Linked DNA regions of Mus musculus: region 1 is linked to region 2. A link is a contact called in ENCODE Hi-C or POLR2A ChIA-PET data. All regions are on one chromosome and are shown on one strand. Each heading gives the region's core, a stretch centred on a gene start or an enhancer-like site at or near the end of the contact. The rest is flanking DNA. Distances are from core to core; before and after follow the strand shown.

The links. Hi-C counts contacts between places; a loop is a spot of excess contacts on that map. ChIA-PET counts read pairs that join two places held with the same protein, here RNA polymerase II (POLR2A).
Region 1: a loop to region 2 is called in a map of heart, with 5 times the contacts of the local background. The contact joins the enhancer-like site here to the promoter of Strn3 in region 2. A Hi-C loop is called at or near these places in 11 of 37 maps with a recorded cell type or tissue (adrenal gland, gastrocnemius, heart and 1 more). POLR2A ChIA-PET finds 5 or more read pairs at or near these places in 4 of 5 experiments (Patski and embryonic stem cell).

Annotation. Positions count from the first base shown.
Region 1 is chr12:51,724,401-51,730,723 of GRCm38, reverse strand. The region is part of intron 4 of Ap4s1 (adaptor-related protein complex AP-4, sigma 1); the gene reads right to left. Among named protein-coding and RNA genes, the nearest start is that of Strn3, 36 kb to the right of the region's middle. Within about 2 kb of position 1,368, at least 2 of the 3 ENCODE cell types and tissues checked have a DNase peak (open chromatin) inside an H3K27ac peak, as active enhancers do; they include heart and left cerebral cortex, where a contact is called at or near this core.
Region 2 is chr12:51,689,640-51,696,596 of GRCm38, reverse strand. Strn3 (striatin, calmodulin binding protein 3) reads left to right here and starts at 4,683. Exons shown (of 18, transcript NM_052973.2): 1 at 4,683-5,175. The coding sequence starts at 4,894. It overlaps Ap4s1 (adaptor-related protein complex AP-4, sigma 1), which reads right to left and starts at 5,631. Exons shown (of 6, transcript NM_021710.4): 1 at 5,283-5,631.

The DNA.
Region 1 (6,323 bases), core at 119-2,618, 37 kb before region 2:
TAGGGAAAAGAAGGTGAGGGTTAAAAAGCTGCAGGCTAGAGGGTAGAGGGAGAGGCGGGGTTGATGGCTCATACCTGGAATCTTGGGAAGCTGAGGCAGGAGGATGGCTACGAACTCAGGCCTGCCTAGGCTAACAGAGTAAGTTCCTGTCTCAAAACATCAGACAAAAACAGAAGCAAACCAAAGTATGGGGAATAATAAAGAATCAGAAGCCTCAGGAATATGCCTTCTCTTTGTATCCATTGATTTACTTCGAAAGCATATCGTAGGAGGCTGAGAGAATGCTGATGGGATAGATGGGTGAAGCGATTACAACAGCAAACTATGGATAGTAAGCCAAGGAACTCTGGGGGGGGGGGTTATGTCAGTAAATTATAGCCATCAACAAACTACAGTGTAGATGTCTAATTACTAGCAAGCTGCAAAGTAAAATGCAGGTTACCAACTGCTATGCAAGCTGGGAGGTGTAGCTCAGGGTACAGTGTGCACCCTGCCCTACGGTTGATCTCCATACCACAAAGTTAAATAACATTAAAAAATGGTATGTGATCAGAACTCTGTATTCATGAATCCCACATCCACTAACTAAGCACTCTGCGAAGTCCTTGGAACAGACTGTGCTTGTACCGAGCACACACGCTTTCCCTCTGCCATGACTTCTTAGGGCTGACAACTGCTCATACAGCGTTTACGCTGTGCTAGGTGCTAAAGTAACTCAGATGTGTTAGAGTTTGAGGGAGTGTGTGTTAGCCATGCAGTGTGTGTCATGCCGACACCAACCACTGCACAGAAGGGACTTAAGCGGGTAGGGATTTGGTACCCACAGGGCTGTGGTGGGGCCTAGAACTCATGTCCCAACACTGTCAGTATCATCCTACAGACAGATGTTTATCGAGATGTCCAGTTTCAAAGTTACAGGGGGGTGAACTAGGTCTAAAGGGCTTGTACCTCTAAACAGATGTCCCTAAATGACGGGCCCCTGCCACTCTTCTGCCTGCTTTGAAAGCACCCTGTCTGAAGAACGCTTTGAGGTTCACAATGAAACTGAGATGCAGGGATAGAACTGTCTCACACACACGCCTGCCTGGATTTTTGTTCACAGTGAGGGTCTTCGTTACTCTTCTGCTTACAGGTCACTCACGGAGTCCACACTGGGCGCCACTCTGGCGGTGTACAACCTGAGTCTTAACAGATGGGTAACAACAACAACCCATCCTCTTTGTTTTCCTGCTTCTCTGCACTGAGTTTTTGTCAATAAAATAGTTATGCAGTGGGGACAGGAGATGGAAATGAGGTCATATGCGATAGGGAGGGAGAGGAAGCCCGGCCGCCTCTCTCCACAGCAGCAGTGCACCCTGGGAACCCCCGGAGACTCACCAGTTTGGCTTTTGTTTTGAAAGTATGACACTGAGATGTTTTTCTCGTGCAACAGCATGAAATGCATTCCAAATTTAAGCTGCCGAAACTCTCTAAGATAAAAATACCCCAGGAAGAATGCTCAAAACTCACAAAGCTAAAAATAAGCCTTAGCTGACAGGGCACCCTGTGAGGCTGCGGCCTTGTTCCTTCCCCGAGCTCTTCCTTCTTCCTGTCGCTCTGCCCTGGTTAGATCCCGATGGGGTCATCCCTGGTGCAGCACGAGCCCTGCACTGTCACCTGAGTTAAGTTAAACCTGACTCTTGACTTTTATGGTCCATGGAGTCACCAGCTCGCTCCCTAAAATGACAGCTATAATTCTACATGTGCTGTTTATTTTTAGTAACTGAATATGACAATAACTTAAACACTCTTCAGCAGCAGAGTCTGAGCCTCCTTTTTTGTCCTCCCTGCTTTAAGACATTTTGGAAATTATATTCTTTCTGGGTGAGTGTCACTTGAAAGTGGGGTATCACAGACCCTGGCTTGCCTCCAGTCTATTCTAACATGAGAGTGGTCTCCTGGAGGAGCAGGGGCCAGGGCTGGGCTGATAATTTGGCCACCACCTGCCCAATGTAGGTTTACACTGGACTCATTACAATCCAATAATGTTTCAGTTTCCTAGTCACACTAAGTGCACTGTACATACGCAGAGCTGCCCACAGTAGTAGCTGGCAGGCTGGCAGTATTTCTAGCATTGGGAAGGGTTATAGACATTGCTTACGTATGATTCTCTGTCTACACAGTCAACACAGACAAAGGTTTAAGGCTACTTTCCTGTCCACTATCCCAGAATGCCCAGCTTTGGAAATCATCTGATCTCTTCTCTAGTTCCAAGCTGGGGGGGATGGGGGGGCCGGCGCCCATCCCTTGGAGATACATGACTTGCATTGCCATTGGCCAGCAGCCATCTTCCAAGTTCCATCTCTTGAAGTAGGAAATTGCTGACAGGCCTCATGTATTAAGATTACCTTAATGCGGGCTGGTGAGATGGCTCAACGGGTAAGAGCACCCGACTGCTCTTCTGAAGGTCCTGAGTTCAAATCCCAGCAACCACATGGTGGCTCACAACCATCTATAAGGAGATCTGACTCCCTCTTCTAGAGTGTCTGAAGACAGCTACAGTGTACTTACATAGAATAAATAAATAAACATTAAAAAGATTACCTTAATGCTCCCAAGCTTTACCGTGTATCAGAATCACTAGAAGGCCTGGTAAAATCAGACTGAGGGACACAGGCAGAGTTTCTGATCCTGTGGGACAGGGTGCAGCCCAGAGCTTGGATTTCTAGCAAGTTCCCAGTTCATACTGCTGTTCAAGGTGCCAGACTCTGGGGGCCACTGCACTGAGGCAATGAATGAACTGGCTGCTTCCCCATGAAGAGCTTCTGAAATGCATCCCAGGCCATGGAAATTGGATTAAAGACATAACTTCCTTGTTCTTTTTGAGAGAGAGTCATGTGTGATGGTTTGTATATCCTTGGACCAGGGAGTGGCACCATATGAAGGTGTAGTCCAGATTAAAGGTGAGTTCCACCCACCTTTAATCCGGATGACCTTGAACTCAGAGATTTAATCTTCTGGAATCCATAGCCACTATGCTTCAAGATCTCCATACCAAGATCCAGATCAGAATCTTCTATCTCCAAGCCTCCAGATAAGGGTCACTGGTGAGCCTTCCAATTCTGGATTGTAGTTCATTCCAAATATAGTCAAGTTGACAACCAGGAATAGCCACTAAGGTCATGTGTTGTCTAGGTTGGCTTCTAACCCAGCATGTAATCAAGAAAGACCTAGAACTCCCAATCCTCTTGCCTCTCTCTACCTCTCCCATATCTCAGAAGACATAGCTTCTAGTCCTGAGCGTGGCATTCTGGTACTAGTGTGCTCAGTATCACTACCTTCAGAGCAGTGTCCACTCACTGCCGCGGGAAGCAGCAGTGTGGACCAGCTCCCTCCTAAGCTTTTTATACAAAGGCAGAATGAAATAAACAAACTTGAGAGACAGTAATTGAGGGCTACAGCTCAGCTGGTAGAGTGCTTGCTCGGTAAGCACAACACCTTCAGGACTGTGCCCACGGGGTGTGTTATAGTAGTCTATGATCCCAGGACTAGGCAAGAGGAGGCAGGAGGAGATCTGAAGTTCAAGGATAACTGGTATGGTGGTTTCAATATGCTTGGCCCATGGGAAGTGGCACTATTAGTAGGTATGGCCTTACTGGAGGAGGTATATATATATATATATATATATATATATATATATATATATATATAGTCGAGTCTGGCCAATGTGATCCAGACCTTGGTAGCCTACAGAAGAAAATCTCTTCCTGGTTGCCTTTAGATCAAGATGTAGAACTCTTGGCTCCTTCTCCAGCACCGCGTCTGCCTGCAGGCTGCCATGCTTCTTCTCACGATGATGACAGACTAAACCTCCGAAACTGTAAGCCAGTCCCAATTAAATATTTTTCTTTGTCAGAGTTGCCTTGGTCATGGTGTCTCTTTAGCATAAAACTCTAACTAAGCCACGTGGGATACTGGAGACACTGTAGTTGGTGTTGGTAATAATACCAACCATCTCCACTCATTCTTGTTTAAAAGACGGCTTTGTTTCCAGCTTACTGTAGAGCTAGATTAGTCAGGATAGTATGGTACTATCAATGCTATGTTCAATGGAATAGAAATGAAAGGCTAGAAATATGCTTTTATACTTGATTTAATTAAAATTGTTGTTTTGTGTGCTGACATGGGGTCTCATGCAGCCCAAGATGGCCTTGAACTTTCTCTGCATCTGGTGGTCCTGGACTCCTCCTTGTCTTCCTGCCTCTCCCTCAGACCTGTACCACCATGCCTGGCTCAGCTCCTGTGAGCAGCCACTTCACTATAAGAAGCTGAGACAGTCATGGATGGAGAAGGGCAGTTCTTTCAACAACTGCTACTGAGACAAATAAATCTCCACATATAAACCAATAAACAATGTTACATGCTTGTGATTCTATCTTTGGCAAGCAGAGGCAGGAGGATTATGAATTCAAGGTCAGGTAGGTGCTATACGTCCCTCCAAATAAAATAAGAACAAAATTAATCAAGATGATCTATAATTTACAACATAAAAAAATTAGTTAAAATGGATGAGAGACAAATTTAGAAACTAAAATCAGAAAACACTGGGAAGAAAACAAGGGGGTGAGTGTAAAGGCTTTCTAAACATCACACTGAAACGTAAGCAACAGAGAAAATCACTGTCTTATTTAGGGTCTCCATTGCTCTGAAGAGACACCATGACAAAGGCAACTCCTATAAAGGCAAATATTTAATTGGGGCAGGCTTGCAGTTTCAGATGTTCAGTCCATTATCATCATGGCAGGAAGCATGGCAAAGTACAGATAGGCATGGTGCTGGAGAAGGAGCTCAAAGTTCTACATCATCCAAGGGCTGCAGAAGATGACTGTCTTCCAGGCATCTAGGAGGAGGGTCTCAAAGTCCACCACCACCATGGGACCACTGTGACACACTTCCTCCAACAAGGCCACACCTACTCCAAAGGCCACACCTCCTAATAGTGCCACTCCCTGGACCAAGCATACACAAACCACCACAACCATAGACTGACTGGTTATCATTAATAAATCTTTAGTGCCATTAAAAACTGAGCAAAGGATTAAACAGACATTTTCCCAAAGGTTGGCCTCTAATTCACTTCATACTCAGTAGAATGGGGTGGTGATGCCACCTTCAATACCAGTGCTTGTGAGGCAGAGGCAGGACAATCGGTGCAAGTCTGAGGCTAACCTGGTCTACATACGGAGTTCCAGGCCAGCCAAGGCTAATGAGATCGTATCTCGGAAAATGAAGGAGAGGGAAAAGAAAGAAAGACAGAGAGAAAGACAGGAAGACAGACAGACAGACAGACAGGAAGGAAGGAAGGAAGGAAGGAAGGAAGGAAGAAAGAAAGAAAGAAAGAAAGAAAGAAAGAAAGAAAGAAAGAAAGAAAGAAAGAAAGAAAGACAGACAAGATTTGGTGATGGAAAAATCAGAATATTAATATTGCTAATAGGAATTTAAATAATACAAGTACTAGAAAACTGCTTGTCAGTTAATAAAAATATTAAATATGAAGGTATCATAGTATCCAGTAATTTTCCTCCCAGGTGTATAACCAAGAAAATTTCATTTAATTAATGTATTTATTTAAAGACAAGGTCTCAGTGTGTGGCTCTGACTGGCATGTTTGTTTTTGGAGCTATGTTTTGTTTTTCAAAACAGGGTTTCTTTGTGTAGCCCTGGCTGTCCTGGAACCTGCTTTGTAGACCAGGCTGGCCTTGAACTCAAAGATGCATTAGCCTCTGCGTCCTGAGTGCTGGGATTAAAGGGGCGCATCACCATATCAAGAGTTTTTCTTTTAGAATTAAAAAAGGATCTGTTCAAAAATATGACAAAAATGTTCATAATAGCACTATTCTATTCATAATAGCCCTGAAATGAAAATACGTTAAGTGCATATCAATGACAAATGGATTTAAAGATGTGGTACATCCATACAACAGAATAGTAGTTAGCAATGAAGAAGACAGGAATACTGATAATGCTATAATGCTGATGAATCTTGAAAATGTGCTAAGTAAACGACAAGCTGGAGAAGCCCATAGCGTACAATTCCATTCCTGTGACGAATCTAGAACAGGCCAGTCTCTAGAACGAGCCAGTGGTTACCTAGGGCCTGATGTAGGTTGAGGGGAGTTATGGGGGAAATGCCAGTGAATATGCCTGTCATGTGGCATGACTAAATGACAGTGGTGATAGTTGTAAGATTGTAAATACTAAAACATGATTATATACATTAAATGGGAAAATTTATGGTATATGAATTACATTTTAATACAGCCACTAACATTTCTGGAAAGTTG
Region 2 (6,957 bases), core at 3,434-5,933:
GCCATGTGTACTCCCTGGTTGATGGACAAGCCACATTCTTAAGCTTGTCAAATTATCACCTCAGAGAGTCTGGCCAGTTTCCCATGTGTTCACACTTTCCAATCATTCTACTCTGAAGTTTGGAGACGCGACTGTACACTCTTAGCCAATGTCCAGGAAGGATCTGGCTCCAGGAGATCTTCTTTCCTCTCTCTTCAATTTTGACATCTCTGTAAGATAGCTATTATACAATATTACCACAGCCTAATTTTTTCTGACTCATAATACCCAGGAGACAATTGCAAAATGAATTTGGTCTAGAATTTTATATAGTATCATGGGTTTCTTAAAGGTTTGGTGTCCATTTTCTTTTTCTTTTACACACAATATTTTATTTGACTGACTCAGTACCCTGAAAATATATAAGAAGGTATTTGAGTATTATATACTCCCAACTTACTTCAAAGCCCAGAATCCCCTGGCATACTTTGGCTTGCGTAATACATAAAGTATATATTTGTAATTTTCATAGTATAGTGGTTTGAATATGTTTGGTGCAGGGAGTGGCATTATTTGGAGGCGTACCCTTGGAGTAGGTGTATCACTGTGGGCGTGGGCTTTAAGACCCTCTTCCTAGCTGCCTGGAAGCTAGTCTTTTCCTGGTTGCCTTTGGATGAAGATGTAGAACTCTCACCTCCTGCTGTACCATGCCGGCCTGGATGCTGCCATGCTCATGCCTTGATGATAGTGGACTGAACTTCTGAATCTGTAAGCCAGCCCCAATAAAATGCTGTTTTTATAAGAGTTGCCTTGATCATAGTGTCTGTTCTTAGCAGTAAAAAACAAACTAAGACACATAGCCACAAGCAACTTCTGTAAAGAGTCAGCATCTGATCTCATTTTGCAGGCTAGGCCTCAGTGCAGGTCAGAGCTGCCTCCTCCTTTTTGGTTGTAGCTATGTAATATGTGGTATGCTCCTTTGGTCTGAACTCATGTCAGTTTTTTTTTTCTTTTAAAGATTTATTTATTTATTTTATGCATGAGTACACTGTAGCTATCTCCAGACACACCAGAAGAGGGCATCAGATCCCATTACAGATGGTTATGAGCCACCCTGTGGTTGCTGGGAATTGAACGCAGAACCTCTGGAAGAGCAGTCAGTGCTCTTAACCACTGAGCCATTTTTCCAGCCCCTCATGTCAGTTCTTATGAAACCTTCTGTAGGCTGTAATATTTGTTTGCTCTTTTACTTTATAAGTGCAAATACCCTGTTATTTCCCAGAGTAATGGAATCACCTGAAATTACTATAATTTCAAACATGCTAATGATGAATACTGAGCCTAATCAAAGGACAGTAGGCAAATTGTGAAGGGAGATTTTATTTCCTTGTTTCCCAATGCACACACGCTCACTGATATGAAGGGGTGGGGACCACTTCCTATTATACAATGGAACTTGCTGAAGTCACCAAGAGCTGTGTTGTGACTTGTTCTCCCAGCCATGAAAACAAGAATTCTTGTCATACCCTTTAAGATGAGGAAAAACAACAACTAAAATAGTATTTATGAACCTGCTTGAGTTCTTCAGTGGGAAGATGACAGGTCACCAAGACAAAGTGCTTAGATAATCACAAGTAGCTACTTGGTTCTCAAAGGCAGAGTGGAGTACAAGCTTTTCATAGTCACATTTGAAATAACTGATAAGAAGGTATCTGAGTATTGTCTATTCCCAACTTACTTAAAAGCCTGGAATTCTTTGGTATACTTTGGCTTTCATAATTCATGTAAATTAAATACGACAAGTCCAGCTGAGTAAGCATATTGGTTCAAATATTACTTGTAAGGATAGAAAACAAAGTAGTGCCCTAAAAACTAAGCTGATCAAAAATATAGGCATTGTTTTTTTAACCAAATCAAACCAAACAACAACAAAACAAGGTCTCACTGTGTACTTTAGTCTAGCCTAGAATTCTTCACATGACTCAGGGTTCAGACTCTCAGCAATAATTCTGGCTCAGCCTCCCCAGTGCAGAAAGTACCGAGCAGCCATACATAGACTTTCATGAAGATCATCATGAACTGAGCAAGCTGAAGTCCATTTGCAATCCCAGCACTTGGGTGGCAGAAACAGGAGAATCTCACACTCAAGGGCAGCACACCATTTTACCCTCCACCTACCCCAAATCATTCTGAAAGAAGGAGAATCTAGGCAGGAGCAGGGAGGAGTGACAGGTGAGAGGACAGGATAAATAGGAAGTTTCAAAGGGGACTGAAGAGAGGAAATGACTCAGCAAGGGGTCAGAGAGAGAATTCCAGTTAGGCAAGCTGAACTGTTAGAGTGTAACTGGGAGAATTTGTTATCTAAAAGTTCTAGAGACTCATTCCAGTGTTCTCAGGAGCAGTGGGCAGGAAGCACAATGTTAACAGTGTAAAACATCATCTCAGCAGAGCAGAAAACTTTGCTATTTGTTTCTGTTTCTTTGTTGAGACAGGGTTTCCTTGTGTAACAGTCCTGGCTATTCTGGAACTGGCTTTGTAGACCAGGCTGGCCTCAAACTCAAAGATCTGCCTGTCTCCACTTAAGACAGACAATAGAAGAACAACAGTTATCTTTTTGCAGGGTAGGTGGGGGGCAACCTTCCTGTGAGCTGAAGTGTGAAATGAGAAATATAAATGTGCAACTTGCTCTTTTGACATAATCACCAGCCATGTGGGCTTCAGATCCCTAAAAGCTTCCTTGTGTTCATAAAATAGGTACCCAGGATGTAAGTTTTTCTGAGCTTTTTATGTGTTCTTTCTTAAGGAATGGGACTGCTTGAGCCAGCTGTATGCTGATTGTCAATAACTCTTAGATAACAGTACTATTTCTTCATATAAAAAAAAAGATGTATTTACTTATGTGAGTACACTGTTGCTCTCTCAGACACACCAGAAGAGAGCACTGTATCCCATTTCAGATGGCTGTGAGTCACTGTGGTCGCTGGGAACTGAACTCAGGACGCCTAGGAGAGCAGTCAGTGCTCTTAACTGCTGAGCCATCTCTCCAGCCTCATTTCTTCATTTACTAAAGACTACATTTCATAAATATGGTAATAAGTGTAACAGATCGAATTAGTTCTTTATAACACAGCAGACATGACAAAATAAAATGTATTTCTTTTTCTCTCTGAAGTTATATGAAGTCACTTATATGCTCCAATGTGAAAATTTGAATAGGCTTTCAGAGTGAAAATAAAAGTTTAAAAACATAACCAATTTTATATACTATTTCTTGTATAGCTGTAAGTACTGTGTATTTTTCTTTTCATTTGCTGTTACATAGGTTATTAGGTTTTTTGTTTTTTTTTTCCTTCTTCTTCTTTCCTTTTTTGGCTTTTCCAGACAGGGTTTCTCTGTTGTCCTGGCTGTCTGGGAACTCTGCAGACCAAGCTGGTCTGAAACGAAACCCAGAGATCAGGTTGTCTACCTCTGCCTCCCGAGTGCTGGGATTAAAGACATGGTTCACCAAGCCCGGTAGCCAGGCTGTTACCTCAACTTACAGAAAGCCGGGCGTGGTGGCACGCCTCTCATCCCAGCACTCGGGTGGCAGAGGCAGGCGGATTTCTGAGTTCGAGGCCAGCCTGGTCTACAAAGTGAGTTCCAGTTCAGCCAGGGCTATACAGAGAAACCCTGTCTCGAAAAAACCAAAAAAAGAACTTACAGAAAAATGCACACTATAGCACCTAAAAACTGACCCTTTGTGTATGTAGTATTTCATTCTAAAACCATTTAATGATGAAGAAAGATATCGTTGTGTTGATTTAGTTCATCTTAAGTTCTATTTACAATACTTTCATTTTGTTTCGATCAAAATTTCTGCCACTAATGACAATATCTGCGTTCATTGACTTCTAAACATCAGTCTCTTTGAAAGTTATCGTTTGCCATCCAACCCACTATTCTCAAGAATTCAAGATATCACAACTTCTTCAGGAAAAAAAAAAAAAAAAAAAAAAAAAAAAAAAAAAAAGCAATAGCTCAAACACAGAGAATCTCAGAATAATAAAGACTTAAGAAGTTACAACGGGCGGCCAGGAGCACCGAAGTGGGACCAAAGAAGCAGGTTGCGACGAAGCCCAGGAGCCAGTGAGAAAGTCCGGAAGAATCTGGGCTATTTGCCAAACGTAGACGTCTCCAGAATCCTGCAGACTGACTGGTGCCACGAAACCAGAGGTCAAGTGAGTGACAGGCAGAAAAGAGGCCCGACCCTCTGGGACTGAGCAAAACACGCCAGGAATTCTAGAGAAACGTCAGGAATTCCAGGGCAGTACGGAGGACGCCTTGCACGCAGCTCCAGAGCCCAGGCCCTCAGCTGAGACCCACGCTGCCCCTAAGGATACGTGCGTGAGGAAAACGACCCGGAAGCCCGACGCCCACGCGCTTCCCCAAAGTCAAGGCAGCATCCAGATTCCACAGGCGTAGAAAAGCTGGGGCCCGGCGCCCGAGTTGGGGCGGGGCCCAGGCCTTTCCCCGCCTCCCGAAGAGCGGTCCATCCTCAGTGCGCCTGCGTGGGGTGAGGCCGGACTCTTTTTGGCTCTCCGGAGTGCGGCTTGCAGCGGCGTTCTCTACCCAGCGTGCCGTGCGCGAGCGGCGGCCCTCCGTCCCTCCTCCTCCTCCTCCGTCCCTCCTCCTCCTCCCGCCGCGGCCCCCCTCTCCCCCAAAGTGAGTGAGTGAGACGGGCAGATGGAGGAGGTACCGTAATGGCGGCGGCCGGCAGCTCCCTGCTCTGATCCGCGGCAAGCACACGGCAACGACCCCCTCCCCGGCCGTCTCCCGGCCGGCCCCCCGCCCTGCGGTCGGCGCGGGGCCACCGTCCCGGCCCTCCCCGCAGCTGTCGGCGTCTGGCACTGCGCCCCGGCCGGGGCCCCACACACAATGGACGAGCTGGCCGGAGGCGGCGGCGGCGGCCAGGGGATGGCAGCCCCTCCCCGGCCGCAGCAGGGACCCGGGGGGAACCTGAGCCTGCCGCCGGGAGCGAACGGAGCGCCGGGCGGCGGGGGTCCTCCGGCCGCCGAGGCGGCGGGGCCCCCGGCAGGCCCGGAGCTGTCCCGGCCGCAACAGTACACGATCCCGGGGATCCTACACTACATCCAGCACGAGTGGGCTCGCTTCGAGATGGAGCGGGCGCACTGGGAGGTGGAGCGGGCCGAGCTGCAGGTACGTCACCCGTCACCCCTCTCGACTGCGAGCTGGGGCCGGGGCCACGGGCCGCGGGGGTGGGGCCGGGGCTGAGGCCCGTGCCCTCAAGGGCGGAGGGGACCTACCTGAGCCGCTCCGGCCGGCGAGCGGTGACGGCGCGCCCGGCTCCCTCCTCACGGGCGGCGCGCTGCGGGCATCCTTGGGGCAGCCATTTTGGCTTTTAGCATGGCGTCCGCAGGGCTCCTCCGGAGCCACCTCTCCTGGGCCTCCGGGGTTTGGGCCCAGCGCCTCTGGGCGAGAGTCTGGCGTGGGCCCGCTAGGCACTGAGTTTGCGCTTGTGGGTCCCCTTGAGGGTGAGGCCACGCGGAGAGGGCCTGGGATGAGCGTCTTTGCCTCCTGGCTCCTGCACCCCCTTCCGATGTGGCGTCCTGCCCCCTCCCCCGCGCCTCGGTACGCACTTGCCCCTTGACAGCCACGCCGCTTCGGGCTACCGCCGCGCACAATGGCTCGCGGCCGGCCGGACAAGTTTGCCTTCCCATCCTCAACTCCTTTAAGTACCTGCGATGCCGCTCTACTCACTTGGATTTCCTTTAGCGCTTACTGATTCATCAACACTTTAACTGAATATTTCTCTCTTGAGTCGGCTTCTCTAGAGTTCCCTACTATATTCATGTTTTTACTGATGCAAAGCAAAGCTGGGCTGTCAGTACAGTATTTAGGAAATGTCTGCGGAAAGAATTGGTCTTAATTTGAAGTAGACCGTACTTATCGCTTAGTACAAGCTAAAACGGAGTTAAATGTCCACTTAATGTGATCCTCTGACAGACTTGGGTTATCCTAACTTTTGGAAGGTGACAGTTGCGGGTTCATGCCTTGAATTTTTAAAATTGCTGCATCTGTTTGAAAGGATTATTCAAGCTGGAGGATGACTGCGTTTAGTTTTAAGTTCCTTTCCAGGGTTTAATTTAAGCTTAGAAGAAAAAAAGCGTGTATCTAATTAAGCGTTGCACCTGTTTTTCAGACTTATAAATTTCGACATAAGCAATATTGTTCGTTATTATACACACACACACACAATAACTTTGGTGAGAAATAATGTTGAAACAACAGCGTGATTAATGAATGTAGAAAAGGTATCCTCAAATAAATATGAGTCTTCAGTTTGGTGTCGAATAGTAAACTTTTTAATTACATTGATTAATTTATTTCTGACCTGATTATTTACAAACTATAAACAATTTTATTCAAAAATTAAAAATACCCAGGTGTAGAGGCATAAGTCTTTAATCTCAGTGCTCAGGAGGGAGATGTTTAATATCCATGAGTTCAGGCCAGGCTGATTTATATAGAGTTCCAGGACAATTGCAGTTACATAAGAGTCTATCTTAAACAAACAAAAAAGTAAAAGAAAATTAGAAATAAGGTTGTTTCATTGTCAAAAGCATTGCAAAGCAATTGATTGGACCAGTAAACTTTTTTGGTTATGGGCTTTTGTTATTGTTTTGTGTTTTTGAAACTGGCTTTTTTCTCTGTGTACCTCTGGCTGTCCTGGAAGTAATTCTGTAGATCGGGCTGGCCTGCAACTCAGAGATCCATCTGCCTCTGCTGGGATCAAAGGTGTGTGCCCTCACCATCTAGTATTGTGGTTGCTTTTGAGACGGTCTCTGTTGTCTTGGGTGATCTGAAAACTCACTATGTAGAACAGGTTGGTTTAGACCTCTTAGAGGTCCACATGCTACCTCTTGAAGTGCTGGAATTATAAAGTCTTGTACCACCTCACCTGGCAAGCCAGTAAACTTT